Regions from separate parts of the Homo sapiens genome. Here all the other regions are linked to region 5. Evidence: chromatin loops called from intact Hi-C (ENCODE). Cell type or tissue: A673. All regions are shown on one strand.

Region 1 (5,000 bases), 790 kb before region 5:
TCAGTTTTAAAATTGATTTCAAAAAATTCAAGACAAGTTTTTTAAATATGTTTTTAAAATTAAAGAAAATAATCTTGAAGAATTAAAGGAAAATATGCTAACAATGAATGAAAATATAAAATATCAACAGAGAAATAGACATTATAAAAAAGAACCAAATGGAAATAATAAAATTGAAAAAAGTAGCTGAGATAAAAAGTTAATTCAGTGAAATCAACAGCAGGATTGAGGTGGCAGAGAAAGAAACAGTAAACTTGAAGATAAATCATTAGAAAGCAGCCAATCAAAAATGAATGAAGAAGGAAGGAAGGAACAAAAGAAGGAAGGAAAGGAAGAGAAGAAAGAAAGAAAGAAAGAAAGAAAGAAAGAAAGAAAGAAAGAAAGAACAATTAAAGAAATTGACAGAGATCCAGAGCATCCAGGACAATTTCCAGAATCCTAAGTTATGCATAACACAATCCTCAGAAGGAGAGAACAGAGAGAAAGAGGCAGAAGAAAAATATTGAACAAAATGACAGAAAGCTTTCTAAATTTGAAGCAAATTATTAATTTGTGGATTTAAGAAGCTAGTGAACACTAAGTAGAATACTGAAAAAAAAAAAGACCTAGATATATCATCATCAAATTGCTGAAAGTCAAAATAAAGTCTAGAAAACAGAAAGAAAAAGATAATACTCAGTACATACAAGGAAGCAACAATACAATTTATTTTTGGCCAACACTATCAGAAACTATGGAAGCCAGAGGCAATAGAATTACACATTAAAAGTGCTAAAATAAAAAAAAATCATTCAACAATTCTAAATCAAGTAAAATTATTCATAAATAAAAGTAAGATACAGACATTCCCAGATAAAGAAAATCTAATTGTTTGTCAGTATAACTGTGTTATAAGAAAATACTTGAGAAAGTACTCCAGTGTGAAGAGAAATGATACCAAATAGTAGCTCTGACACACAAGAAGAAATGAAGAATATCATAAGGGTAAATATGTGAGAACATACAAAAGATTGCATATACGAATGTGTGTGTCTGCCATCTGTCAAGTTCTGCAGGAATTAATGTGCTATTTTTGGCTCTCTGGTCTATTCCCAAGGCCCATCTTATTATCTCTATATCACAGCCACACTAAATTTATTACTTCAGTATAAGAGTAAATTTTGATATATGGCAAGTGCTCCCACTTTATTATCCTTCAGGAGTGTCTTGAGTATTCTTAGGTATTTGCAATACCATATAGATTTTAGGATCAATTTCTTAAATTCCATGAAAAATGTATTGGAATTTTCACTGGAAACATGTTATATTTATGGTTGACATTTGGGATAATTGAAAACGTTTCAATATTGTGTCTTTCTGACTATAAATATGATTTAACACTCTATTTTGATCTTATATTATCCATTTTAAGAAAAGTAAGTTTATTCCTGAGTATATTAAAGCTGCAAAAAACACAAGGAAAAAATTTCTGGCTGAAAAAATAACTACAAAGACCCTGGAGTATTTTAAGAAACTTCCAAGAGGCCATTGTGCAGGGAGTGTAGTGTATAAGGGAGACAGAGCTGTGGGAATGAGTGTGAGAAGAGGCAGGGGCCAGATCTGGATATGAAAGCTAATTCCTGCACGAAAGATAATAACTGTTTGAATACTAACTCACAAACCTACTAAATGGACTAATTAATTTGAAGCAGCTAATATGTCAGAAATAACTGTAGCTACCTTCCCATGCGATTGCTGTGGTGGTTGATTACTAATGATTTCCCCAATTCCTGTCTAAATTCTGAGTCAAAAAAGCAACTTAGTGAAACAGAAAAAAAACACACCCAAGTCTCTGACATGAAGTGATAACACACTTAATGCAACACAAAAGCCACTTACCAAGTAAAATCCAGGCTGGAAAGCACCTCTACGAAAGCACAGGAGTTTATATGGTACCACAAAGTTTTGTCACCATTTCATTATCTCATCTTTCAGTATCCAGTTTGCCAGCACCCACTGACACACAGATCTGCAGCCCATGTGGCACAAACAAACCAGAACCTCTTTTTATCTAATAAATGAGCCAACTTTCTCATGAATGATCAAAGAGTAGCCAAATTCCCAATACCATCAAGGGCTTACATATTCTATAGAAGAAGAAATCTAGAAGAAGTAATCCAAACTCTTAGAGGAGAAGTGAAGACAGAGAGAGATGGCAGTAAGGCCTCATAAACAACACTACCTTGTGCAGCTAACTCTTTCCACCTCTCTTTGTTCTGCTGAATGATGTCCACCAGGTTGTTCTTGAAACTCTTCAGGTCCACTGCTGCAAGGGAGTAGTCTGGGGAATAGGACCCATCACTCATGGAGCCTTTTGTATTTGATCGTCTTAGTGCATCAGCAATGTGTAACCCCACAATGGTGGTTGAGCTAACAGTAACAACCAAAGAAACCAAAAAACACCATCAGGATATGGGGTGAACAAGGAAAACCTGAAAAACTTTACAAAACCGACTAGAAAAGCAGGATAGTAGATGCTCAGTCCCAGTTCTGAGCACGTGGCAGCTGCTCATCTCCTTTCTCTCCCTCCCCACACTGGATTCTCCTTAGTACACACCTTACTTAGTATTTCATATTTTGTGTATTAAACTTCAGTTGTCAAAGGCAGATGCAATATAATATAAAGCCACTAGGTGGCAATACTCCCTAATAATTCTTGTGAGAATTCTCTGCCTAGATGTGAGAAATATAATCATTAAGGAAAGTGTTACTAAACACCACAAAGATGAAAAATAATGCAAAAAAGAAAATATCATACCTGCTTGCCACATAGGAAGAAGTTTCGGCTTTTGAGGCTTCCTCTATAAGAGGAATAACAATTTTCTCTGTTGAGTCTGTCAGAAGAGAAAATGTTGGCTCTACTATGAAATCGATGAAACCTACAAAAGCCAAAATGAGAAGAGAGAGAGATAAATTCAAGTGTTACAATTTCCTGAATTCTGAAATCAGAAATAATGAAGAGCTTCTGACAATCCTGGGATAGCAAGAATCAACTAAAATATTGGTTCTGCTTACCCTTTGTATTGTTTTAATCTAATAACAGTCTTTAGAGATGGTTTAACTGCTCTATAAAATAATACTTGAAGCCATGGAAGTGACACAATTTAAGCTTGCTAACTCAAGTATATTGGCTTTTCTATTTACTATTCAGCCTTATATAATATACGATTGCTAACAATACATTTAGATCCAATGAGAGTGACTATAGTTTCCTCTCTCAACACCAGGGATCATTATCTTTTTTGAAAGCACATCATGTGCATTTTGGATTTTATTCTTTACTAACAAGAAATCATATCTAAGCTCCAAAGAAATTAAATAATTGAAGGTTTTTCTCAGGTAACAGGAAGACAATTACTTTTTGTTTCTTACTATATCAGTCAGAGCTTTCTGCCAGTGTGTTAATATTTCAAATTGTTGTTTATTATTCTCTGGATGTAAAGTGTTAGTTCACAGCATGTGTGTGTGTTCTGTCAAATCAGTGAAGAGAAAAGTAACATCTCTGGGAGACAGCATTAATCCCACCACTTTGAGATGTCAGTACTGAATGAAGACTTTTACATTTAAAGTACTCATCAAGATAGAAAATGACACACAGAGAAAAGGGCATTGTCCTCTGGGAGCATTTTCCATCCCATGTTTAGGCAGAGGAGGAGACAACAACCTATTCTAAGGTCTGTGTACATGGCAATATCCCAGATCCCAGGACTGCTGTGGGTGCCTCAAGTCAAGAATTGTTGTTGGAAACACTTCTGAGAGCAATGGACTACCACCTGAATATAGGAGAATAGCTGGAGGTAGGCTTTTTAAGTGATAATGTCCTGTAAATATGCACATTTAAAGATTGTCCATCAGATGCTTGGATAAAAGTAATTCACATTTCAAGTAACTGGATTACTTATAGTATATAATAAGGCACATTTTTAATTTAATAAAACTTCAGTAGTTTTAATGGATGCCTTCAAGTTAAATCAGTGTTAATTGACCACCTAGGGTACTATTTTAAGTTCTATGTTCTTTTTTTGTTCTTTTTTTTTTTTTTTTTTTTTTTTTGAGATGGAGTCTCACTCTGTTGCCCAGGCTGGAGTGCAGTGGTGCAATCTCGGCTCACTGCAACCTCTGCCTCCTGGGTTCAAGTGATTCTCATGCCTCGGCCTCCCGAGTAGCTGGGATTACAGGTGCATGCCACCACGCCCGGCTAATTTTTTGTATTTTTTAGTAGAGACGGGTTTCACCGTGTTAGCCAAGATGGTCTTGATCTCCTGACCCGAGATCTACCTGCCTCGGCCTCCCAAAGTGCTGGGATTACAGGCATAAGCCACTGCACCCAGCCAGTTCTATGTTCTTAAATGCCTGAGATGTGTAGACTGTCAACTGGGGCATCACCTCTACTAACATGGCAGCAATTTGCATTACAGCAACAAGCCTCAGAAACTTCCATTCTTAGCTTGCCACATCAGGTCCTTAGCCTGCCACGTTTACACTTACTAAGCAAGGATAGGCACCTGTGTTATGGTCTCTAGAAAAACAGCTGTTGAAACTTGGATGGGAAGGGGAAAAGGTCAGAGCAGGCAGCTTTCCCCAACGCTTTGTGATGGGTGGTGCTGGAGCATAACTACACAGCTAAGAAGTGATCCTTGTGTTTATTGATCATATTGTTCAGTAACAAAAATGCTGGCTTAGGGAATAATTATTACAAGTATTTGAGCCATGCAACACATGTTTTAATAATGGACTGGACTTGAAGTCCCCAACACAAATACAGATGATAAGAATGAATGTGGTTGGGAGCATTATCATTTTGCAAATTTCCTGTTGTTGGTTAATCTATTCACATCATGACAGAATATTTTTCCAAATGAAATGTGCACTACTATATTAAGCATACCATGGAAACTTAGTGATAGAACAAGTGCACTAACATTTTCATTGAGTTGACCTATATATCTAAAGAATTAAAT
Region 2 (5,000 bases), 200 kb before region 5:
CTTTGCTGAAGTTGCTTATCAGCTTAAGGAGTTTTTGGGCTGAGATGATGGGGTTTTCTAAATATACAATTATGTCATCTGCAAACAGAGATAATTTGACTTCCTCTCTTCCTGTTTGAATACGCTTTCTTTCTCTTGCCTGATTGTCCTGGCCAGAACTTCCAGTACATAGGAGTGGTGAGAGAGGGCATCCTTGTCTTGTGCCGGTTTTCAAAGGGAATGCTTGCAGCTTTTGCCCATTCAGTATGATATTGGCTGTGGTTTTGTCATAAATAGCTCTTATTATTTTGAGATATGTTCCATCATATCTAGTTTTTTGAGTGTTTTTAGCATGAAAGGGTGTTAATTTTATCGAAGGCCTTTTCTGCATCTATTGAGATAATCATGTTTTTGTCATAACTGCTATTTCAAATGTTTGGAGGAAGTAAAATGTCTTTAAAAGAATAAGTGTTGATTTTTGGAAAATATGAAATTGGAAACTTAGAAAACTTGAATTCTAAGTGGCTATTTATATTACCAAGCGGTAAAACATTAGCTAACTAAAACATGGTTCTGAAGCCAGTTAACTAGCAAAAAGTCCCACCTATGCATTGAAATATCTTTCTCAAGTCATTAGATAAAGTATATGGCGTTAAGGCAAAAAATACATATACACACACAAAAAAAATATTTCAGCAGCCACTGCCAACTGAAAGTAATAAAATGAAACAATTTGTTGGCTTTAATGTATTTAGGAAAAATCATTTATTTACAAAACATCTTCCCTTTCTTATCATGAAAATTATGAAGATGAGGTAAAGTCTGTTCCATTTTTCCTCTATTTTTGAGAAATCTTAGATTTATCTTTACCAGTCTGTAACCCAGCTTTCTTGTTTTATATTTTAAATATACTTTCTATTTTGTGACAGGAGTGAAAAAATGTTTAATGATTTTAAACATGTTTATATATATTTTTCAGACTTGGAACAGCAGTATCTCATGTTTTACTATAAAAACTTGGGTATATTACTTGAAGATCAACTATATTGTTATTTTTAGTATGTTAGCAATTCATCTGTCAATAATCACCAAAGAACTCAAGAATGAATAACATGATCTATCAAAAGGCCTATAATCTCAATCTTCATGTTAAGACTTTGGAAAGTTAATTTGTATTAATTAACTAATATAAATTAATCCTATCAAGTTAATTTGTAATAAATTCAAGATGCAAAAAGAAAACCTATTTCACTACCGAAATTAAATAAACTTTAAAATTCATTTTGTTGGCTGGGTGCAGTAGCTCACGCCCATAATCCCAGCACTTTGGGAGGCCAAGTGGAAGGATCACTTAAGGCCAGGAGTTCAAGACCAGCCTAGCCAACATAGTGAAACCCCATCTCTACTAAAAATACAAAAACTAGCTGGGCATGGAGGTGTGTGCCTGTAATCATCTACCCTGGAGGCTGAGACAGGAGAATTGCATGAACCCGGAGGCAAAGGTTGCAGTGAGCAGAGATCACACCACTGCCCTCCAGCCTGGGTGACGGAGTAAGACCCTGTCTAAAAAAAAACAAAACAACAAAAAAAATCATTTTGTTGGTATTTTATATAAACTTAAGAAACCTCCCCACACAAACACACACAGCCATATTGTCATCTCTGAAGACAGCAGCCACATGTGTCTTATTCCCTGCAGTGTTGGCAGAACCTAGCACATTGTTGACCCGTAGAAGCACAGTGTGTATTTCAATTGACAAACAGCCAGAAGTATTATACTGTTGACTGTGTTTAAAACTAATTTGCCAGAGCTCTACTGTGATAAGAATTTCTGACTAGAAATTATAAATTCATTGTTTTATGCCTTAAAAATTATAAATAATGATAAGTTTAATTTGCAGCCCTTATAGCTTAGAGGCATTGTAGTTGATATTATAGTAACCCTTTTAGATGTTAGTAACTTTTATTGTAAAATTTAAGGTAGCTCTACCTGCTAAAGTAGCACCTATTCTTTTGAAAGGAACTTTCTCAAAGGATTTTTAGGGCTTCATAATTTCTTGTTGCTCTGTGTAAATCCCTCTGATAGGCTTCCCTGAAGGATTTTAAGCAGAAATAACATCAGGTACCAGTAGATGGCAGTGAAAAATAAGCAGACACATTTTTCTGATAAAATGCCATTTCTACCTCAGTACTTGATAAGAATCACACAGTCTAGCTGGCCTTTGTGTTTTCACTAAAAATATCCTGAATTATCAGTCAGTTATGTTTGACTATGAGAAATTGCAGAAAAGTTAAAAGTATTTCGCATCCAAAAGTTTGTAATCTAGTGTAATAAATAGGACAGATACTCAAAGTGTATGAATGGTATGACAATAAATTTAGAAAATCATACAGGCACACACACTGCTATAGACATGTAAAGATACATACATGTATTGGAGCTCAGCAGATTCCCATTCATGAAGAATGGTGCCTGTGTAACAGTATAAATGGATCACTTCTAATAAATAAAACATAAAATTGGACTAATAGCTTAATTTTTTTTTTTAATTCAAAAATCTCAGGGTTTTCTGGGGCTTTTAGTACTCCTTTGTGAAATAAGACACATAGTCTTCAGGTAAAAAGAAAGAGCTCTTGGTCACAGAAATGGGTGTACTGAATTCTCGCCCTGTAGTCAAGTACTTACTATGAGTTTGGAAAAATTGCTTACTTCATATCTGTATCCTAATTATCCTAATTAACTCGTTTGTTAAGTGGAAAAAATATTTCAGTAGGTAGTCATATAAATAAGATGAGGTAATGTGTTTAGAAAAACAAATCAATGTGCAGGCAAGAATCGGGAATGTGGGAAATTTTGTAGGACAAATGGTATGATTTCTTTAATGAAAAAGACAGAGAAAGGTATCGTATAGCTTAAAAGGAAAAAGAAAAAGAGGCTTTTCAGTCATGAGCCAAATGCAGTATGTGGGCTATATTTGCATCTTGATTTGAACAGACTATTGTATACATTTATATATACATAGATCTATAGAGACAGTAGGATATATTTCATATATATATGAAACAGTTGGGGAAATCAGAATATTTGAATTTGATATTAACTAAGAATTGTTTGCAGGGGATGTTGTTGCATATTCTAATGACTTTTTTTAATAATGAAAATGTTTGGCATTTGCTTTAAAATAATCCAGTAACCAGGATCTGAGAGAAACCAAAAAAAAGTGGGGAGATAATAATCCAGGGACTTTGGGTAGTTGTTAAATGGATGGCTGTATCATAAGTATTGAAGCTGATAAGGGATAGATATGGGTTGATTATATATTTGTTTTGCTGGAAAATGTTCCATGATACAGTTTTAATAACAGTTTTAATTTCAGAAACGCAAAATATTGTTTTTACAACTAAGATAACATTGAAATTTATACAGAACCCCAAATGACAAGTGTATAATCAACTGCCAGGAAATCAGTTTACCTGTTAGAGGTAGAAAAGTTACAGGATAAAAATGGAATTGGTTGGCACTAAGTAGGACCACTTTCGAAGAGAATGGGTAGAATTCATTTTCTTTTCATTACTTCCTTTCAGCGTGGAGCCTGAGCATCATTTCACCATTTTGAGCCTCAAGCTCTCAATATACTGGAAAATTGTAATCCTGTTCCCTTCACTGAGGTCATAATACTGAATTCTGAAATGGAAATAATTGACTAGAGATTGTCTAGTCAAACTAGACTGATGAGGTCTCACCATTTTCTTCAAGGAAGATCAACTGAACCTGCCTGAAGGCACAGGGTACACCATCTTCCTAAGGTGTGACCTCCTGTTCCCAAAGGAATAGACCTAGGTGACCAACCAGCAGCACCTAGCTTTTGCCAGCTACGCAGCTTTGAATAGCCTTCCACCCTTGTGTCCTTCAAACCCCATTCTTGCCAAAGCCAAGTTCTCTCCCTCCCTCTCAACAGATTTCTCAGCACACATCAGATTTCACACCGATCTATGAAAAACTATTTTTAGAGATTATTACTATGGTCCGAATGTTTATATCCCCTCCTGCTCTCCCTAAAATTATGTTGAAATCCTAACCCCCAAGGTAATGGTATTAGGAATGTGAGGCCTTTGGGAAGGGTTTAAGTCATGAGGGCAGAGACCTCCTTTTTGAGATTGGTACACTTATAAAAGAGACCCCAGTATCTTGCTCGTCCCTTCTGCCATGGGAGAACACGGTGAGAGCGAGCCATCTGTAAACCAACAAACAAGGCCCTCACCAGGCACTCAATCTGCCAGCACTTTGATAGTGGACTTCCCAGCCTCCAGAACTATGAGAAATAAATGTGTTTTTTTAAGCCAGCCAGTTCATTTTGTTATAGCAGCCTGGACAGACAATATATTGAAAAAAATCAGTTTTGCAGTTCCACTGGTCAGGTGAATGCCAGAGGAGCTGGTCCACAGTCATAGGCGTTAAACTTCTTTTGGAAACTATACTGGCTTGACAGTCTCCCCATACTGATTCAGACTCCAGCAAGGTGCACATCACCCGCTAGTCATTGTGGCTTCTGCTGCTTTAAGGTTCTGGAATTATGGAAGAAAATAGGGTGGGCCTACTGTCTCTTCCCACTGTTTACCTGGTGTTTTGATTCTGAATAGTTTATAAGCTCTGCTATTCAAGAAGTTTATACAAACCCGTAATGTACTACCAAACCGTTCATTCATTATGACAAAACTGCCTACCAAAGCCACAGACTTTAAGTCTTTGCAGGATTACCACTGAAAGTTCACATGCTTGGTTAGCAGTCTTAACCTCTAACCAACTGAACAAATCGAAGACATTTAATTTAGTCAAAATAGGCATGGGAATGAAAGTGAGACTTAGAGGCAAAGAATGAGGCCAGGTGCGGTGGCTCACACCTGTAACTCCAGCACTTTGGAAGGCCCAGGCAGAAGGATTCCTGCAGACCAGGATTTCAAGACCAGCCTGGACAACCTGGTGAAACCTCCTCTCTACAAGAAAATTCAAAAATTAGCCA
Region 3 (5,000 bases), 330 kb before region 5:
GATAATTGGATTCCAGTTCTTATCACACAGATAATGGTAAAGTAAGAGATTGGCACGATGACTTTTTGCATTAGTTTTAAGAATTTGTTGGGAGTTTGTTTCTTTGTTTTTAACAATGTTGAACCCACCTGTGGAACTGACCGAATTAGGATTTTTAAGGCTGTCCAGCTGAGGACCAGCCCCTCAGCACAACAAAACCTCCAAAATGACTTCACCCCAGGAAGTCTCTTCTCTCAGGGGACATCACTGCGTGCACTCACCTGTGTCCCTGTACCTTTCCATATGCTCTATTAGGGTGATGCTTGCACAGATGAGGGATCTTGACAAGATAGATTACTGAATGGATGGATCAGCAGTTTTCAAGATCAGAATTTATTTCTGGTCTCTTTCCAATAAAGCATAGTTAGATTAGATTGGATCGTACACCTTCCCAGAACAACTTAATACAATAACAATCATATAATTTGTCATTTTTCCTATGGTATCTTTATGTGCTTTGTTTTTATAATGTGCCAAGAGCCTCATGGAATTCAATTTAAGGGTTATTGAGGTAGTCTATTAAGAGTTATTGAGATAGTTATTGAGACAGACTATCGAGATAATCAGCAGCTTCTGCAGGGATAAAATGGAGTCACTTAGGAAAAGACATATCACCTTTTTCTGAGCAGATAAGACTTAAGTTGAACACCATCTGGTTCCAAAACCTTTCATTAGTGTATGGCTTTTAAAGATACGATGCTACAGTAAAGACTAAATCATCTTGGTGGCTACAATTTCAGAATCATTTACTCCAGTTCAATTTAGCATAAGAAGCCTCTGTAGAAAAATTGGCTTTCGAAACCCAAATTACACAGTGAGCTGATAAACAATTAAATGAAATTCTGTCATTGACAGGAAGAGCTAGGCAGAGGAGGACAAAAAAGGGAGAGAAAGATGCCCAAATTTACTGAGGAAAAAAAAAGGCACAGGAAAGGAAGTGAGGTGAGTATCGGCAGGTTAACCTCACATCCTTCTGAGAGACTTTCCTCTAGAAAGCTGATTTTCAAATTTGCTTGAAGATAAGAACTGACTAGAACACTTGTTTAAAAAACTCTCAGGCCTCAGCCCGGACCTACTAAACCATGGTATATTGGAAAAACCATAGTATATTGGAGAAGAAACCTGGTAACCTGGCAATCTGTGCATATAACAAGTGCCTCACGTGTTCCTCATCAGGTAAGTTTGAGCTAGCACTGTAGCTAAAAAGATGTTTCTATGGGCTTGTTGGGACATTCTGAGCCTTGCGAGTAGTAAGCCTCATTCTTAATAAGACGGTCCAGTTGTTGGAGTCAGAATAGGAGCTCTGATTCAGACGAGCAGAACAAAAACATTAAGGCCTCACAGTTTGTGGCAAGAGCTTAAGTAGATGCAGTAATAAGTCCAGGCTGGGCACAGTGGCTCACACCTGTAATCCCAGCACTTAGGAAGCTGAGGCTGGAGGATCCCTTGTGGCCAGGAGTTTGAGACCAGCCTGGACAACAGAGCAAGCAAGACCCTGTCCCCACAAAAAAAAAAAAAAAAAAAAAAATTAAAAAAATTACCTGGATGTAGTGGTGCACTGGTGCATGCCTGGAGTCCTAGCTGCCTGGGAGGCTGAGGGAGGAGGATCACTTGATCCCAGGAGATTGAGGCTGCAGTGAGTCATAATCATGTTACTGCACTCAGCCTGGGTGGCAGAGCAAGACCCTGTCTCTTTAAAAAAAAAAAAAAAAAAATTCAAGACAAGGCAGTTAAAGCCAGTTGCAATTAATTTAAATAAACACCAACAAAGCATCCTAATACCTGTAATATGAAGACATGGGTGCAAATGCCAACACTTCCAGTCACATTTTTATCATCTATACAAAAGAAGTGATGATATCCAGTTTATAGATGTTATTATCAGAGCTGGTGTTTGAAAGTGCCACCTAAATATGAGCAATTATTGCTACTAGGTAAAGGGTACCAGAGCAAGTGCTCATATCAGGACAGTCAAACAAGAGGTGTCCCTACAAGTGGGTGGGGAAACACAGCAATGGGAATGTAGAATGGAAAAATTGTGAGGTGTGTGTAAGTGGCAGCAGGTAGCAGGCCCCTCTGGTGGCCTAGAATACATCTGAAACTATCATCTTCAGGCATAGAAAGAAGAAAATGAGATGTGAGTTAGTTGAGAAGAAACTGGATAGCTGAGAGATTACCAAGATAAGATTCAGACATATTAAAAACAATCTTGGTACCCACTGCCTGGCGACAGGGTATGTGGTAGCAGCTTTGTGCAACATAAGTTATTAGCACAGAAACCAAAATCAGAATAGGAAAAGCAACATGAGCTATTCCTAACACTTCAGTTCCCCTTGGTCAGAGGTAGGAAAGTTGAGCCTACAAATAGGAATAAAGTCCCAGCCGTAGAACATAGAGAGACGCAGGAAGCTAAAGAGGTTTTTTCAGGGGGCAGGTAAACCTTGTTCAATCATGAAATGATGTTCAAGAGAGACATCTACTGGCCGGGAGCAGTGGCTGACAATTGTAATTCCAGCACTTTGGGAGGCCAAGGTGGGAGGGTCTCTTGAGCCCAGCAGTTCGAGACCAGCCTGGGCAATATACCAAGACCCCACTCTATACAAAAAAAAAAAAAAAAAAATTGAGATGGAGTCTCGCTTTTTCACCCAGGCTTGATTGCAGGGGCGCAATCTCAGTTCACTGCAACCTCTGCCTCCCAGGTTTAGGCAATTATTTGCCTCAGCCTCCCAAGTAGCTGGGATTACAGGCGCCTGCCACCACGTCCGGCTAATTTTTGTATTTTTAGTAGAAACAGGGTTTCACCATCTTGGCCAGGCTGGTCTTAAACTCCTGACCTTGTGATCCATCCACCTCAGCCTCCCAAAGTGCTGGGATTACAGGTGTGAGCCACTGTGCCCGGCCTACAAAAAAATTTTTTTTTAAATTAGCCAGACATGGTAGCTCATGCTTGTAGTCTCAGCTACTCGGAAGGTTGAGATAAGAGGATCACTTGAGCCCAGGAGTTTGAGGCTGCAGTGAGCTGTGATCATATCTAGGTGTGATCGTACTCCAGCCTAGGTGATAGAGCGAGACTCTCTCTCCAAAAAAGAGAGAGAGAGACATCTGCTGCCAGCAAAAAGATCCTAGATCTATCCATAGGTTTAAAACACACATGGCTTTAGGTGCCAGGTAGATGAGGAAATGTATAAGGGCACAGGGTCTCAGACTATGGGAAAACGCAAGTATTGTTTAGTATTTAGAATGCAATCACTGAAATGCAGTCTAACTCAGATTTTTAAAAACCTACTAACAAGCAAAACTGGTCTCTGGGCTAAATAAAATCCCAGGAGACCAGGTTTTAACATGAATGGCCCAGAGCAGAGAGCACAGATACAAATATGTAGTGTGATGTATTCAATAACATTAAAAGTTATTTTTTTAACTTCAGATTCAGACTTAAGGAACATTCAGTTAGCACCTACTATAACCTAGGAATGAGGCCCTCCTATATACATTTCATGTGCATGGAAATAGGGAAGAACCAGGCTACTTGAATCAAAACACTTTGATAACCTTATTCCCCAGAAAGCATCTCAAAATTCTGATTTCATGTCTACAATAATGATAAAAATGACAGTAGTAGTAATAACAGTTATACAAGGTAATTAAGTAAAATGTCATAAAGTAATGTAGGGATAACAATTATACCTATACATATTGTAACTCTAACTTTTTTAACGTAAGTATACTCTCTTGAGAAATTAATTGTATCCTCGGCATTAAAGAACTTAAACCATCCCAACTGAAAACACTTGAAAGAGAACAGGAAAATCCCACTGCTCCATGCTGACAACTGATATTCAAGATCTTGCGTAAGAATTCTAACCTTCTTGGAAGTATTCACAATGACTTTTAAATATCTGCCTTCATGTTACATTTAAAAAGGCTTCTTGAAAAACAATAGGAGTAGAGTGCCCTCTAGAGTCTTATTTGTGTTTTGTTTTTTGGGTTTTTGTTTTGTTTTGTTTTGTTTTTTTCCAGATGGAGTTTCGCTCTTGTTGCCCAGACTGGAGTGCAATGGCATGATCTTTACTCACTGCAACCTCTGCCTCCCAGGTTCAGGCAATTCCCCTGCCTCAGACTCCTGAGTAGCTGGGATTACAGGCACCTGCCATCACACCCAGCCAATTTTTGTATTTTTAGTAGAGATAGGGGTTCACCATGTTGGCCAGCCTGGTCTTGAACTCCTGACCTCAAGTGGTCCACCCGCCTTGGCCTCCCAAAGTGCTAGGATTACAGGTATGAGCCACCACACCTGGCCTTGTATTTTTAATGCCAAATTAGGGGGGTAGATAATTTGATCATTTCTGGCTGCAGTCATTGAAATTGAGAAATGTGAAAAATTTGACTATTGCTGCTACAAAAATGTATCTCTTTACAAAATTTAGTATGATCTTTTTCCTCCCAAGAGAAATCTCTTTGAACATTACCTATCTACATAGTTAGAACAGACAAAAATATTAAAGATTTGTATTGAAAATGTGTTAATTTGTATTCTACTTTCTATGTCCTACACATACAAATTTATTCAAAGGAATTCTAATATCAGTATGACTATTTCATCTTTTGTGTGCACTTTTTAAAAACTTATACATTCATTTCAGTCCATAAGTTACCAAAAGGGAAACAATATTTGTTAATCTAACATTTGAGGCTTCTACCTAAAATTTATACAACGCATTTGGGTAACTAATAAACGCTTTTACACATAGGTGCATTAACATACACTGATTAAAATAAAGGCATAGCTAGAAATGTCTTCGCCCCACTTAAGACATACAGATCATCACAAGGCTGTGATGGCAGGCCTAATAGGAATATGTGAAGCCTAAAGCTGCAAACTTGGAATCTGCAGTTTAACAAAAGATAGGCTTTGCTTTTACATCTAGCACTCCACTATTTATCAAGGAAGTCAGGGATCC
Region 4 (5,000 bases), 310 kb before region 5:
TAAATAAAAATTTAAAAATCAATTAATAGTAAACCAGTGTATAGTTTGGTGCAAATCACTTTGGAGAACAATTTGAGAACATCTGATAAAGTCAAAGATGCACAGATCCAATAACTTGCAGTTCTGCTGCCAAAGAAATTTTTGCAAATATGACCATGGATTATTATACAAACATTACTTGCAAAACATTTGGATACAATATAAATGCCCATCAATGACAGAATAGGTATGTAATTTGTGGTATATTTATACTTTGGAAAACCACATGGCTATAAAAAGAGTAACACAGAACCACATGTACTAAAATAGGAAAGCCTCACAGTGGCAGAAGGATAACTAAAGTACTAATATTTATTTGAAGTTTTGAAACTCCACTATCTTGTTATGGGATGAATACAAATGTGATTAAAATAATGACAACGCATTTGGCTTAAAATGCTAAGTACCAAATACAGAATAGTGGTTCCTTTGGTTTGAAGAGGAAGGAAGGAGGGAATGTGATTGAGTTTAACATTTAAGAGAAAGACACCATTGCCCATCTAAATAACCAGGTGTCTGGCAGAAAGAAATATCCCTACCCTAAAATGAGTTCTAATTAATGAATGCACTTGGATCCATGGAACTTCTGGATCAAAAATATCAAAGGCTTCATGATACCAAGAAAGTGCTAGCCAAAGTGATTTCTGTTTTGAAATTATTCTAAAGAGATACGTAAGTCAAATAATAGTATCTCTTTTTCATTCTCGGGCTTAAAACAATACATATTACAATAATGGCATGTGGCACAATTATTTTTCTCAAAAAAAGTAAATTCAAAATACACAATAGTTGTTGTCAAGGGTAGTTGTTAGGACATCTTCTTTTAAAGTTTATAAACAATGTTCTTGAAAATTTTTAATCAAATCAAACTTTGTTTTCTCCAAACGGTTTTGCTATGAAAAATTATAAACATATAGACAATTGATAAAATACTACAATAAACTAGATTTTTTGTTTCACTTTTAACTTTTCAGTAAAAAAGACTTCAGAAGTTTTCTTGTCATAAAAAATGTACATGCTTACAAAAACAAAAATTGACAATGGGTCCTAATTAAACTAAAGAGCTTCTGCAGAGCAAAAGAAACTATCATCATAGTGAACAGGCAACCTACAGAATGGAAGAAAATTTTTGGAATCTGACAAAGTCCTAATATTCAGAAGCTACAAGGAATTTAAACAAATTTACAGGAAAAAAAGAAATAACCCCATCAAAAAGTGGACAAAGGACATGAACAGACCCTTCTCAGAAGACATTTATGTGGCCAACAACCATATGAAAAAAAATTTGACATCACTGATCATTAGAGAAATGCAAATCAAAACCACAATGAGATACCATCTCACAGCAGTCAGAATGGCAATTATTAAAAAGTCAGGAAACAACAGATGCTTGTGAGGCTGTGGAGAAATAGGAATGCTTTTACACTGTTGGTGGGAATGTAAATTAGTTCAACTATTGTGTAAGACAGCGTGACGATTCCTCAAAGATCTAGAACCAGAAATATCATTTGACCCAGCAATTCCATTACTGGGCATATATCCAAAGGAATATAAATCACTCCATTATAAAGATACATGCACACATATGTTTATTGCAGCACTATTTACAATAGCAAAGACATGGAATCAACCCAAACGCCCATTAATGATAGACTGGATAAAGAAAGTGTGGTACATATACACCATAGAATACTATGCAGCCATAAAAAGGAATGAAATCATGTCTTTTGCAGGAACATGGATAGAGCTGGAAGTCATCATTCTCAGCAAACCAACACAGGAACAGAAAAGGAAACACCCCATGTTCTCACTTATAAATAGGAGCTGAACAATAAGAACGCATGGACACAGGGAGGTGAACAACATACACTGAGGCCTGTCAGCAGGGAGGGAGAGCATCAGGATAAATAGCTAATGCATGCAAGGCTTAATTCCTAGGTGATGGGTTGATAGGTGCAGCAAACCACCATGTCACATGCTTACCTAAGTAACAAACCTGCACATCCTGCACATGTAACCCAGAACTTAAAATTAAAATTAAATTTTAAAAAATCACCCCTCAAAAAATGTACATGCTTAAATTAATAAACACACATAAATTTGGCTTAACGAATTAAAGATTACTACATGTTTTAAAAAATCATAGACAAGGGGCTGGGTGTGGTGGCTCACGTCTGTAATCCCAGCACTTTGGGAGGCCAAGGTGGGTGGATTACCTGAGATCAGGAGTTCGAGACCAGCCTGACCAACATGGTGAAACCCCATCAATACAAAATTAGCCGGGTGTGGTGGCGCATGCCTGTAATCCCAGCTACTCAGGAGGCTGATGCAGGAGAATCGCTTGAACCCGGGAGGCAGAGGTTGCAGTGAGCTGAGATCATGCCATTGCACTCCAGCCTAGGAAACAACAGTAAAACTCTGTCTCAAAAAAAAAAAAAAATTATAGACAATAACATACTCAAAAGGGTAAAGCTTGACAAGGTAGCAAGAAACAGAGATTTTGCCAATTGCCAAGTATGTCTATTGCAACTCTACATTCAGGAACCAGGGAAGAAATTACCAGCTAACTTCTACCTCTATCTAAGCCTTTGTCTATCACCTGGCCACCATAAGCTCCCATTTGACTGGTACAGTATAGCAGGTTTGGAGTGCCCAGGAATAGCATCAGTTCATATTAAGTGTCTAGGAATATCTGAATAGTCTGGGTATTTCCTTTTTCCCAGTACACAGTCACGGTCTAGGTACTTCCTTTTTCCCAGTGCACAGTCCTGCTAGTAAGTCACCCTTTGGGAAAGAATCAGGGGAAATTTTACATTCTATATTTGGTTCTGCTGTAGCATCCTTCTTCAAAAGAACCTGGCCTCCCCTTGAATCAGGGGGTTCTAACCTGTGAACTGGTTTAGCTCTAAAAAGTAGGTAGAAATCCATCACTCTCCACTAGGTGGCTCAAGTCAGGTTTTTAGCCACCAGACCTGCAGTTTCTGTTTTATAAATTAAGCAGCTTTTTAGTAGGCTGCTCATCATTTTCATTTCTGGTAACCACATGGTCAATTAGTCACTACCAAAAATTCCTGCAGGTCTAAATAGTCTGATTACCTTTACAGTAATCAGAATCTGCCAGCCTTTATAACAAATATGGCTGCTTTATCTTTGGCAGTTAAGTATTGTCCATTGGCCTCTGCTCTTTCAGGGTCCCATCATCCCTATTGGAATCAGGGAACCCATCACAATGGTGGTATTTCCCACCATCATATGTGGCTTACATATGAGAGCCACTACAGTGCTCTTCAGAGTGTGGGTGTTCCCCTCACTAATGTGTTTCTCACTGCTTTCAAGGGAGTATCCTCTGAGTCTCCTCAGACAATACAGTTGAGGGTAGAGGGACACAGCACCCATATAACAAATCATTCCTGTTCGAAGTCTTTGGAGTCCTAAACTTTTAGATTCCTTTCTGCACATGTGAAGTCAACAAACATTTTCTGTAAAGGACCAGATTGTAAATATTTTAGGCTTTGTGAGTCAACAGTCCAAACAGAAGAGATTCTGTCACAGAGGGATTAGAATTGCTATATCTGGAAAAGACAGAACAATGTCAATGTTCAACTTCCAAAACTGCAACCCAAAATGAGAGATTTTATAAGTTCCAAAATCTCTTTCTTTCAAATGAAAAGTAAACCCTTGGGATCTGAAAATAGGGCTTTATTAGAAGCCATAGTGTAAAGAATACTTGAGATATAATATCAAGGAAGTCCCACCAGAGATATTAGAGTCTGCTAAGGGAAAGGATTGAAGGAGGGAAGTGGGATGGTGCTGATGAAGATGCAACACCCTTCCCAACCCATGGACTTCAGTCAAAGGGAAAAGAGATTCCTAAATGGGTGGAGAAGGAATCCAAAATTATCTGGGAGGCTGCTCTGTCCTTCTCAGTATAGCATGGCTGAGAGGTATTAGTCCATGATCAGAGAGCAGTGAGTATTTAAGAGTAGCCTGAGGTAGCACCAATTCTCCACAGCTGACTTATGATTCCCAAGGGCTCAGAGACGTAGGATTTGTAGGGGTTCTGAGAAGGATGCTGGACAACTAGAGATCTGCAGTCAAGACAGGAGATATGGGGCAGGCACATCACAACAGTGACAAATGGTAGGAACCATGGACTTAGGCAGAGGGCACTTACAGATGAGTGTTATAAGCATACCTCTGCAAGATTAGACCAGACCAATCAACTTCACTTCAGTGGAGACTAGCATGAGACCGAAAAAAAGGCAAAAAAAACCAATAGAGGCCACCAAGAGTAACTGTAAGCCACACACACATGCATACCCCTAGACAGTCTCTAGAAATGGAGGAAATGGAAGAGAGATGTCAGGTTTGAGCCCAAACTGAGGTTCAAGGGGGAGTTGGTGGATGACTGGTAGGTAGTTGAAAGAACACTCAGGGGGCTGCAGTCAGGTGAAATATGGCTTTATTCTCTCTCTGGGCACAAGCCTTTGTCTCGGCTGCCTGCTCCTGCCACAGCCCTTCTCAGCAGCCAGCTCTTCGGCTCCTGCTGCCCCAACGCATACAGCTGCACTCCCTGGAGCACTCACCATTTCCTGGCTCCCCACTGTCTGCCTGCAAGGTGGTTAGCTCTGGCTCTCTCTTACAGAGTCAGCAGCTTTACTCTCTCTCTCTCTCCTGCCTCGTGCGAGCCGGTGGCAGCAGGGCAGTTACACTCCTTACAGACAACAGTGGCTCAGAGCCAAGTATGAGCTTAACAAACAGGTTACATAATGCATGGGACTGTGCACCTGTGCTCCAATCCCACTCATCATGCTGTACTGGATGTTTATCTTGGCCTATTCTTGACCACAGCATATCCATTTTCCTTTCAAGAGGCCTTTGATAGAGGAGAGAAACAGCCTTTCAGGAAGGTTGAACTTTGAATTAACTGTTTCCCCCAAAGAAGCTATTCTAGACTGAAA
Region 5 (5,000 bases):
AAAACACACTATCGATCCACTAGAATGGAGTGTCAAATAATGGCAAGGTGATTATATGACATCAATTTTTGAGATTGACAGATTTGAGCTCAAATTCCTACTTTTGCTTAACAGCTATTAGAGCTTGGCAAATTATGTTCAGTAACTGCGAGGTTAACCCTCAAACCCAGAGTTTCCAAATCTGTCAAAAGTAATAACAGTGTTGAAAAAAGAATGTGGAGTAAATGGGATAATATATATGTAAAGTGCCTGGCACAGACTAAACATTTTATAAATGGCATTAAATATTGTTATTGGTATGCTTGGACCAAATATATGATTTGCTACAAAATGCAAATGTTTTATTGTTTTTGTTACAAAATGCTTTTTTTCCTGCTTAATAATTAGAAATATAAAACTGTAATTATTATTTTTGTAAATAGCATCACAAACCCATTTTGGAAATCTTTGCTTCAGAGAACAAAATTAAGATAAAAGATAATAGATCATTAGCCAAATTAATTGGTAAATTATCTCCTTAATAATCAAGTTTGAAAATCTAATTAGAAGAAAATATGCTTTTATTTAAAAGGCTTATTACCTTGTTTTACACTTAGGGAAGTCATAGTGTTAACAAAAGAGGACATGATGATTGATTCATCTTCAGGGCAAACAGAAAGATTCTGAAAAACAAACAAAAAGTAACGTTAAAAACATCTATAGTTGGGAAACAACTCAGGTCTATCAATTAGTGGACGGATAAACAAACTGGTATACCCATACTATGGAATATTTTTCAGTAATAAAAAAGAAATGAAATTTTAACACACACCATAACACGAATCTCAAAACCATTACATTAAGTGAAAGAAATAAAAAATAAATGATTTTGTGTTAAAAAGTAATTTTTTCATACACTATATAGGAAAATTTATATGAAAAAGTATTTTTAAGGCGAAAGTATAATGACAAACACCAGTTGCTGTCAGGGGCTTATGCAAGAATGATGAAGGTGTACCATAAGGGTGTATAAGTAAACTTTTAAAGGTGTTGGAAAAGTTCTGTCTTGAATATGGTGATGGTAATAGTTGCACAAATGCATACAGCTACCAAAATTTACAACATGCACTAAAAATGAATGATTTTTGTTGTCTGTATGTTAGGCCTCAACAAAATTAAGACCTAAAAATCCTTTTCAATCTAGCTTAAAAAATGAATATTTGATAAACTGTATTTAAAGTGGATGCTAAAAAATAAATTCCTTTTAAAAAGTGGATGCTTAGCTTACAAACAGTATAAATAAAACACATTTTTAAAACTTTATGATGCGAGTGAACTGTACACTTAAAAATCATGAAAATGGTAAATTTTGTTACATATATTTTACCACAATAAAATATTAACACCTATTGCAATCAACTATGCTAACAGGTTTACAACCTTAGTTCTAAATTTATATGCTAGCAAATGGTGAAAAACATTGTGAATATACTTTGCAACAGAAGAGGGTGGTAAAATGCTCAGGCTTTGGAGTCAAAACTTGAGTTTGACTACTGGCTTTATTACTTATGAGCTGTATTGGTGATAAGGAGCAAATTACATAAGGCATTTCTTCTTCAACAAATAATGATAACTATATCCACTCTCACAGAGGTTTTCTACAGATTTGGTAAGATACACTATCAATAAATCTGGCAATTACTAATATCAGTATGATTGCTGCTGATACTATACTATTACTATAATTCCAGAAGAAATGCTAAGAATTAATCTTCTCAGTATTAGTAAACTCCACTTTATATAAAAATAGATTAAGTAATTCAGGAATTCTGGTTTACTTTTTAAACTGTATGCTAGTATGAATAAATAATAAACAGTAACAAAAGCTTCTGGCTTATCTGTTAAGTAATAACTATTCAAATAAAATTATAGTAAGGCAATAATACCCCAGGTTTTCTGTTCCCTTTTTAAATGACCATAGAAAAGAAGTATCTGAGCTCCATCTAGTGGATAAAAGAAGAAATAAACTATAGAGTTTAGAATACTAGCTTGTAACAGCATGTAACTCAAGGTAAAAAAAATTACATGAACAATTTTTTTCCTTATTATATTTTTAGGTTGATTTGAAAAAAATGAGATCTTCAAAGTATGGTTATTTCTCTGGAAAACTAGCAGCTTTAGAGAAGTCTTTATATAAAGAGGATTCTTAACTGTTTTCTTTATACTATGTATTAGCTTACAGTCATTTGAAACATGTAATTCTATAAAGTGAAGCAAAATAAAATATTATTTCCTTAGAGTCAGTTTATTTGGAATAAAAAGTTTTTTAAATTTAAATAAAGATGAAAAATATTGAATAAATAAATTATGGAAAGCAAAAAAAGGCTAAAAACCAATTAAGGAAAAAAAATTGGACATTTAAATGGGAATGTCTATATGAAATCTTTATTTACTGGCCATCCTCTAACAATCTTCTTCAAAAAGATTTTTATTCTACTTTCCCTCTAATACTTAATTACCAATTATATTGTCTCTATCATCTCTTCTGAATCTCCATAGCTACTGCCCATGTTCAGACTCTCATCACCTCTCATCTAGCCTACTGCAGTCATTTTTCTTCTGGTCTCTCTGCCTCCTCATTTGGTTCCCAGCAATCTACCATCCACACTGAACCAGGGTGATCTTTTTAAGTAGTACACCTGATTTATGATTAACCTCCTCTTTCCCAAGGCCCTCTGTAATTTGGTTAGCGTACACCTCCATCTTCAGGATAAATAATTGTGTCTTTCCTTGTGTTCATTCTGAGCTTTATATATACTTAATGCATAACACCTATCACATTGGACTACAACTAACTGTTTCTTCCCTTCTAGGTAATGATCTCCAAAATATAAACATGATTTATCACTTGGCACATGATATTTCATAAATGCTTGTTGAACAAACAAATAAAATACTATCAAAGGTGGGAAGGAAGGAACAAAAGGGAAATAGTATGAGATAGTTTTTACCTGCACGAGTTCATTGAGGACAACAGCATCAAAGCCAGAAAGGTACTGCACGTAATACCTCTGCATTACAGGTCCGTATTTCCTCACATGTGCTCTAAGTTCTTCCATGTAAAATATTAATTCAGCAATGTGCCTTTTTTAAAATTTCAAGAAAAATATTCAAATAATAAATTCATCATTATTAAAGAATATATTCGATGCCCTTAATCTTATTTCTAAAAGTATTTTTCTTATAAAGGGCATTGTTTAATACTTAATGTCAATTACTTCCTTTTTAAATCATTTCATGAATAAAGAAATCATGGAAAGCAAGAAAAAAAGAAGAAAGAAAAAAAGTTAAAGCTAAAAATCGACAGCAGAAAATCCAAACTGAAAATAAGCAGGGCCGGGCACAGTGGCTCACGACTGTAATTACAGCACTTTGGGAGGCCAAAGCGGGCTGATCACATGAGGTCAGGGGTTCAAAACCAGCCTGGCCAACATGGTAAAATCCCATCTCTACTAAAAATACAAAAGTTAGCTGGGCATGGTGGTGGGTGTCTGTAATCCCAGCTACTTGGGAGGCTGAGACAGGAGAATCACTTGAACCCAGGAGGTTGAGGTTGCAGTAAGGCAAGATGGCATCACTGCACTCCAGCCTGGGTGACAGAGTAAAACTCCGTCTCAAAAAAAAAAAAAAAAAAAAAATTTAAATTAAAAAAATAAACAGGACATGTTATAAATACATCATCAAAAAATCTCAAATAAAAGAAGATTAGCAAGAAATAAAATTTTTCTGTATGCTCTTATTTCTCTGCTCCATTTTTCTAACTCTTATTGAGAGACTGAACTAAAATAAGACACATTTTAATGACACACTGAGTTGCAACTCTAAAAACAGGATTTTTATTTAAATGTTTTGTGTAGTAAATAGTTTTAAAAAATGAATTCCATAAGAAATATTACTGAGCATAGCAAGAAAACAAAAACTTTATCACCACAAAGCATACTACGAGAAAATAAAAGCCCTAATTTAAAACTAAATTTGACTTTGCAGTCTAATTAATATCATCTAATGATATATTACAAATATTCCAAGCTCTTCAAAATAATTTTGCTTCAAATATAAGTCTCCAGATTCCCCAGCCCACAAATCAGAATATAGATGGTGCACAACTTACAGTGATTTGGATGTACTATCTTTCTAATTTACAATGGTGCAGAAGAGATACACATTTAGTACAAATTGTACTTTGAATTTTGACTTTTTTTCCAGGCTAGCAATAGGCAGTATGATACTCTCTCATGATGCTGCCGTAGTTCCCAGTCAACTATGTGATCAGAAAGATAAACAACCTATACTCTTCAGTGTACTATGTTGCCAGATAATTTTGCCCAACTGTAGGCTAATAAAAGAGTTCTGAGCACATTGAAGGTAGGCTAGGCTAAGCTCTAATGTTCAGTAATAATAGGTGTACTAAATGAATTTCAACTTAACAATATTTTCAACTTACAATAGGTCTATCAGGACATAACCCCATTGTAAATCAAGAAGCATCTATATACAGAAAATATTTTTTTAAATGTTGCTAACTTACTTATCTATAAAGTCGTCTGCACTCTTCTTTGGCATGTTATCTGCATGACGAAGTAGCCAGATGATTTCATCACGGGCAAAGGATAATGCCATAAAAACAAAAAGTGCCTGTTTAAAAAAAAGTAAGTGTTTATTCTTATTCAAAGATTAAAAACAAAACTGGTAATCTCTTTCTATGTGAAAAGTCATTGGCAAGAAGTGATAATATCAATTCAAAAGAGTGAAGAGACTAACAGAAGAGGACACAAGAGAACCTGTAAGTATGTATGAGAGAGAGCATGCATATAAGGGAGAAGAATGCAGGGAGGTACGATGTATGAATGTCAAGTCAGCAAATTCATTCTCCACTAAATATAAAAATCCTTTTATGTAGTCCCTGACTCAAATTTCAGTAAAATTTCACTTAGAAACGTTTTTTAAAATTTTAATATGGC
Region 6 (5,000 bases), 210 kb before region 5:
CAAAGGACAAGAATTGCCAGCCACCCCAACATCCATGTTTGTCTTACTTTCTCAGAAGTTTCCCCAGTTACCACCAGATACTTAAGAAACCGATTCCATGCGGTTGCGAGGGCTTCCACAGCTGCAAGCCAAATAGATGCCTGTTGATTCAATTTCTTTAGCTGTCCCCAGGTAGTGTTAGGTGCCTTCCAAGTCATCACCTTCATTGTTGTGGTCGATTCTCTAACAACAGGTCCTGTTCTCGAAAAGAGAGCCCCATATTCCCCGTTTTTTGTTTAAGATATATATTAAGAGTTTGATAAGCTTGTTTAACAATGGCTTGACTAGTTGAGGTATAAGGAATACTAGTTTTGTGTTGTATGTGCTAAAGTTGCAATGCATATGCAAATCGAGCACTAAGCTAGCAAGGTCTATTATCAGGTTTTATAGTTTGTGGAAGGTTTAAAGTTATAATGGATTCAAATAAATGACCAATTGCATCTTTAGTTTTTTTTCTGGTCTGGGGGTAGCATGTATTAGGCCTGTGTAAGTGTACACGGTAACGTGGAGAAATTTAAAACGTTTAAAGGGTGGATACTGAGTAACATCAGTTTGCCAAATAGCATTAGGCACCAGACCTTGTAGGTTGGCACCAAGCCTTAAGGAAAAAGGGGAAAGAGAATGCTGTTGGCAATCAGGACAAGTTTTAATAATCATGCGAGCTTGAGCAAGTGTCAAATGAAACTGTTGTTTAAGAATCCAGGCGTTCTGATGAAAAAAATCATGATCAGCTGGACTCGCAAAAAAGCAGGAGAATCTGCAGACCACATCTATGGTCATACTAGAGCATCACCTTGAGCATTCTTTTCTGATAAGGGACCAGGTAGCTTAGAATGAGAGCGAATATGTATGATGTAAAGAGGGTGATGATGGGACCGAGGAGCTCTTGTGCTGGAAGAAACAAAGCTAGTAGGGGTTCATTAGTAATGCCCTTCACATGTGCAAGATTTAAATGAGTAATACTATACACCATGTAAGCAGAATCACTAACTATATTTATGTCTTGGTGAGGAAAAGTTGGTTGCATGCTGCCTTCTAGGTTTTATCTCAGATAGCTCTGGCTTTCTTGCTACCCACAGAGGCCTGGGGCAGGAGAGTTGCTAAGATGCAACTAACTTTTCCTTATACTCCAGGGAAGCAGAAAAAAGACACGGCCAGAAAGGCTGATGCTGGAAATAGGAAATGAGAACTTGCATATTAGGAAGACTGTCATAATCAGCCACTTTCCTTCCCTCCTGTAGGCACCCCTCCAGCAGGGAAGTTTGTTGAGGAGACGCAGCCACCTAATCATACAAATGTTCGCTGACCGGGGGTATAATCTAAGAACTGTCACTTGGGCGGCCTCTAATCTACTTAAGGGGGATGGGAGGTGCTGTTGCCTGAACGGGGCCAACAGATGCAGGTCCCTTTAAGGTTGGAGGAAAGAAAGGCAATGGCTTTTCTGTAGGGGGAGGAAAAGGCTCCAGTCTGTCCTTATCCTCACTAGAAAAAATATACTCCTTATGCCCTACAGAAGGGAATCAAGTAGAGAGAGGAGCACCCCCGTGCTGTTCTGGTTCCTGTTTTTCCTCACTAGAAAAAATCTCTTCCTTATTCCCCATAGAAGGGAATGAAGCGTAGAGTGGAATCTCTCCCTTTAAATCTTCCAAATTCCTTTCAGGTGGAGATAATGGGCGATCTGGTGGGTAAAGAGGATACCACGCAGAGCGTACCGGTGCCCAGGTGGCCAAAATAGTAGCGTTAATAAAATGACCTTGCTCATTTCCTCTTTTCAGGCAGTGACCTACCTGCTTCCATAACCCTAAATCTAAGGTTCCGTGATCAGGAAACCAAGGGCATTTCTGCCAAATTAAAAGCATAAGCTTGTGTAGAGCTCCAGGATCTACAGTGCACTGGATAGCCTTAAGTAGCTGTTGCACTGTTTTAAAAAATACTTTCTGTTCTTTGGTCATTTCCTGACCCATGATAACCCAACCCCTGGTATTTTATGCATGGGTCCCATCCTCCTGATGGGAGTCAGGACTGTCCCTTACTGGGATTCCTCGAAAATTGATGAGCTCTCCTCCTTCACACATAACTTCAAGGTGATCACGTCGAGGGCACCACTTGCAGAGCTTATAGCTTGCAGTGAATGCCAAGAATGAGTTCTCAGACAATTACAGCTGAGCAGGGCCGGTGAGGGGGTGGGGGGCAGCTCTTCTAAGAGAGTCCACCCCAGCATCATCCGTCCACCAAGTATTTATTGAAAGAGCTTGTTAAACCACAGATATCCACTAGATGGCTTTTTTGAGGTCTGGTCATGAGACACCTGTGGCCTTGTAAAAATGCTCAAACTGCGTTTCAGGAGGCTGTTTTCAGCATTCCTTATCATACTACACACTACACTCCGTATCCTGTTTTTAGGGTCAAGGAGTTACATTCTCATGCACAAATAACATACACACAGTGCCTCGGTATTTTTCCATGCCCCAACCTCAAATGCCATGTACATACGTATGAATATGTTGCCGTGTGCCCCCCACATTTTGAAGGAGAATTAGGTTAAGATCTGATGTTATTTATTGGTGGTTACATTTTGTGATGAATAGGGCTAAATTAAGAAATTGGATGATGAATTTCAGAAATCTAGAATTGCCACACATCTAGATTTTTCAGTGAAGGTTTTTGATTTGTCAAGAATCTGTCTTAAGAACAATCTAGAGCAAGCAGAACTTGATGGAGGTGAGAGGCAGCTTATATCAGAGCCTGAGTCTTCATTTCTTTGAATCAACAGCTCTATTTCTCAGTTTTCAGAATAGCTGAGAGATGGGTGACATAAATAGGGATCTTCTTCAGATAATATCAGAGAAGTATCAATTTAATGAGCAGTTACAAGAGTTAACCATACCATAGACAGAGCTGTTTGAAAAGATGTTGCCATGTGTCCAGAGGAGTCCAGGGGACAAAGTTAGGAACCAAACATCCCTGTCCAAATTGAAAGACAAGGGTAGCATTCAGCCATTGAGGCCAGACAGGAAGGCCAAAGCAGAATAATGGTTGGAGTAAGGAGAAACACAAACCAGGTGGGCAGTTACACACAAAACAAAATTCTAGCACATAGTTGGGGATTAGAGTTCACACCAAGATTAAGACAACAGGTGGCCCCAGATCCAAATAAGCAGGTCAGGATATGCTGACCTGTTCCTTCCCCTGCTTTTCAGCCACCTTCCTGCTGTGCGCAGATGAAAACTAGGAGATACATGTTGCTTTCCATTACTGTTGTTGGTCATGGTTGGGCAGTGCTAATGATTGTATTAGAGTGGAATGAGTTCGGTCCTCTGGGAACATCTTTTTGTTTGTTTGTTTTAATTATACTCTAAGTTCTAGTGTACATGCGCACAATGTGCAGGTTTGATACATAGGTATACATGTGTCGTGTTGGTTTGCTGCACCCATCAACTCATCATTTACATTAGGTATTTCTCCTAATGCTATCCCTCCCCCAGCCCTGAACTCCCCAACAGGCCCCAGTATGTGATGTTCCCCCCACTGTGTCCAAGTGATCTCATTGTTCAATTCCCACCTGTGAGTGAGAACATGAGATGTTTGGTTTTCTGTCCTTGTGATAGTTTGCTGAGAATGATGGTTTCCAGCTACATTCATGTCCCTGCAAAGGACATGAACGCATCCTTTTTTATGGCTGCATAGTATTCCATGGTGTATATGTGCCACATTTTCTTAATCCAGTCTATCATTGATGTACTTTTGCGGTGGTTCCAGGTCTTTGCTATTGTGAATAGTGCTGCAGTAAACATATGTGTGCATGTGTCTTTATAGTAGCATGATTTATAATCCTCTGGGTCTATACCCAGTAGTGGGATTGCTGGGTAAAATGGTAATTCTAATTCTAGATCCTTGAGGAATCGCCACACTGTCTTACACAATGGTTGAACTAATTAACACTCCCACCAACAGTGTAAAAGTGTTCCTGTTTCTCCACATCCTCTCCAGCATCTGTTGTTTCCTGACTTTTTAATGATCGCCATTCTAACTGGTGTGAGATGGTATCTCATTGTGGTTTTGATTTGCATTTCTTTGATGACCAGTGATGATGAGCATTTTTTCATGCATCTGTTGGCTGCATAGATGTCTTCTTTTGAGAAGTGTCTGTTCATATCCTTTGCCCACTTTTTGATGGGTTTTTTTTTATTGTAAATTTGTTTGAGTTCTTTGTAGATTCTGGATATTAGCCCTTTGTCAGATGGGTAGATTGCCAACATTTTCTCCCATTCTGTAGGTTGCCTTTCACTCTGATGATAGTTTCTTTTGCTGTGCAGAAGCTCTTTAGTTTAATTAGATCCCATTTGTCTATTTTGGCTTTTGTTGCCATTGCTTTTGGTGTTTTCGTCATGAAGTCCTTGCCCATGCCTATGTCCTGAATGGTATTGCCTAGGTTTTCTTCTAGGGTTTTTATGGTTTTAGATCTTACGTTTAGGTCTTTAATCCATCTTGAATTAATTTTTGTATAAGGTGTAAGGAAGGGATCCAGTTTCACCTTTCTACATATGGCTAGCCAGTTTTCTCAGCACCATTTATTAAATAGGGTATCCCCATTGCTTGTTTTTGTCAGGTTTGTCAAAGATCAGATGGTTGTAGATGTGTGGTGTTATTTCTGAGGGCTCTGTTCTGTTCCATTGGTCTATATATCTGTTTTGGTACCAGTACCATGCTGTTTTGGTTACTGTAGCCTTGTAGTATAGTTTGAAGAAAGGTACTGTGATGCCTCCACCTTTGTTCTTTTTGCTTAGGATTGTCTTGGCAATACGGGCTCTTTTTTGGTTCCATATGAAATTTAAAGTAGTTTTTTTCAATTCTGTAAGGAAAGTCATTGGTAGCTTGATGGGGATGGAATTGAATCTATAAATTACTTTGGGCAGTATGGCCATTTTCACATTATTGATTCTTCCTATCCATTAGCATGG

What was found. Peaks named below come from ENCODE experiments on the same cell type or tissue, not always from the same donor. Only the 100,000 strongest peaks of a DNase experiment are listed, where the experiment ranks them.
Region 1: it touches region 5 in a loop (6-fold over the local background); 22 of 110 quality-filtered maps call a loop at or near these places.
Region 2: it touches region 5 in a loop (8-fold over the local background); 54 of 110 quality-filtered maps call a loop at or near these places.
Region 3: a loop joins it to region 5, with 5 times the contacts of the local background. A loop is called at or near these places in 19 of 110 quality-filtered maps.
Region 4: a loop joins it to region 5, with 5 times the contacts of the local background. A loop is called at or near these places in 19 of 110 quality-filtered maps.
Region 6: a loop joins it to region 5, with 3 times the contacts of the local background. A loop is called at or near these places in 69 of 110 quality-filtered maps.

The regions. Positions count from the first base shown.
Region 1 is chr2:182,183,671-182,188,670 of GRCh38, forward strand. It overlaps PDE1A (phosphodiesterase 1A), which reads right to left. Exons shown (of 15, transcript NM_001363871.4): 12 at 2,798-2,918; 13 at 2,222-2,409. Among named protein-coding and RNA genes, the nearest start is that of PPP1R1C, 200 kb to the left of the region's middle. In A673, a CTCF peak has its summit at 2,670 (motif pointing right); a DNase peak (open chromatin) is centred at 2,671; H3K4me3 peaks cover 232 bases; H3K27ac peaks cover 1,057 bases.
Region 2 is chr2:182,782,779-182,787,778 of GRCh38, forward strand. DNAJC10 (DnaJ heat shock protein family (Hsp40) member C10) reads left to right here. Exons shown (of 24, transcript NM_018981.4): 24 at 1-5,000. Among named protein-coding and RNA genes, the nearest start is that of DNAJC10, 69 kb to the left of the region's middle. In A673, a CTCF peak has its summit at 2,081 (motif pointing right); a DNase peak (open chromatin) is centred at 2,113.
Region 3 is chr2:182,646,968-182,651,967 of GRCh38, forward strand. It overlaps a transcript of PDE1A not described here. Among named protein-coding and RNA genes, the nearest start is that of DNAJC10, 67 kb to the right of the region's middle. RefSeq lists an enhancer at 4,884-5,000. In A673, CTCF peaks have their summits at 2,526 (motif pointing left) and 4,019 (motif pointing left); DNase peaks (open chromatin) are centred at 2,494 and 3,904; H3K27ac peaks cover 1,074 bases.
Region 4 is chr2:182,664,145-182,669,144 of GRCh38, forward strand. LOC101929976 (a long non-coding RNA gene) reads right to left here. Exons shown (of 7, transcript XR_427200.3): 7 at 2,406-2,436. It also overlaps a transcript of PDE1A not described here. Among named protein-coding and RNA genes, the nearest start is that of DNAJC10, 50 kb to the right of the region's middle. In A673, a CTCF peak has its summit at 2,974 (motif pointing right); a DNase peak (open chromatin) is centred at 1,567; H3K27ac peaks cover 526 bases.
Region 5 is chr2:182,978,254-182,983,253 of GRCh38, forward strand. NCKAP1 (NCK associated protein 1) reads right to left here. Exons shown (of 31, transcript NM_013436.5): 12 at 4,568-4,674; 13 at 2,991-3,123; 14 at 581-662. Among named protein-coding and RNA genes, the nearest start is that of NCKAP1, 58 kb to the right of the region's middle. In A673, CTCF peaks have their summits at 1,976 (motif pointing left) and 2,180; a DNase peak (open chromatin) is centred at 1,968; H3K27ac peaks cover 2,032 bases.
Region 6 is chr2:182,765,453-182,770,452 of GRCh38, forward strand. The region is part of intron 22 of DNAJC10 (DnaJ heat shock protein family (Hsp40) member C10); the gene reads left to right. Among named protein-coding and RNA genes, the nearest start is that of DNAJC10, 52 kb to the left of the region's middle. In A673, CTCF peaks have their summits at 2,311 and 2,511; no DNase peak of the experiment used is centred here.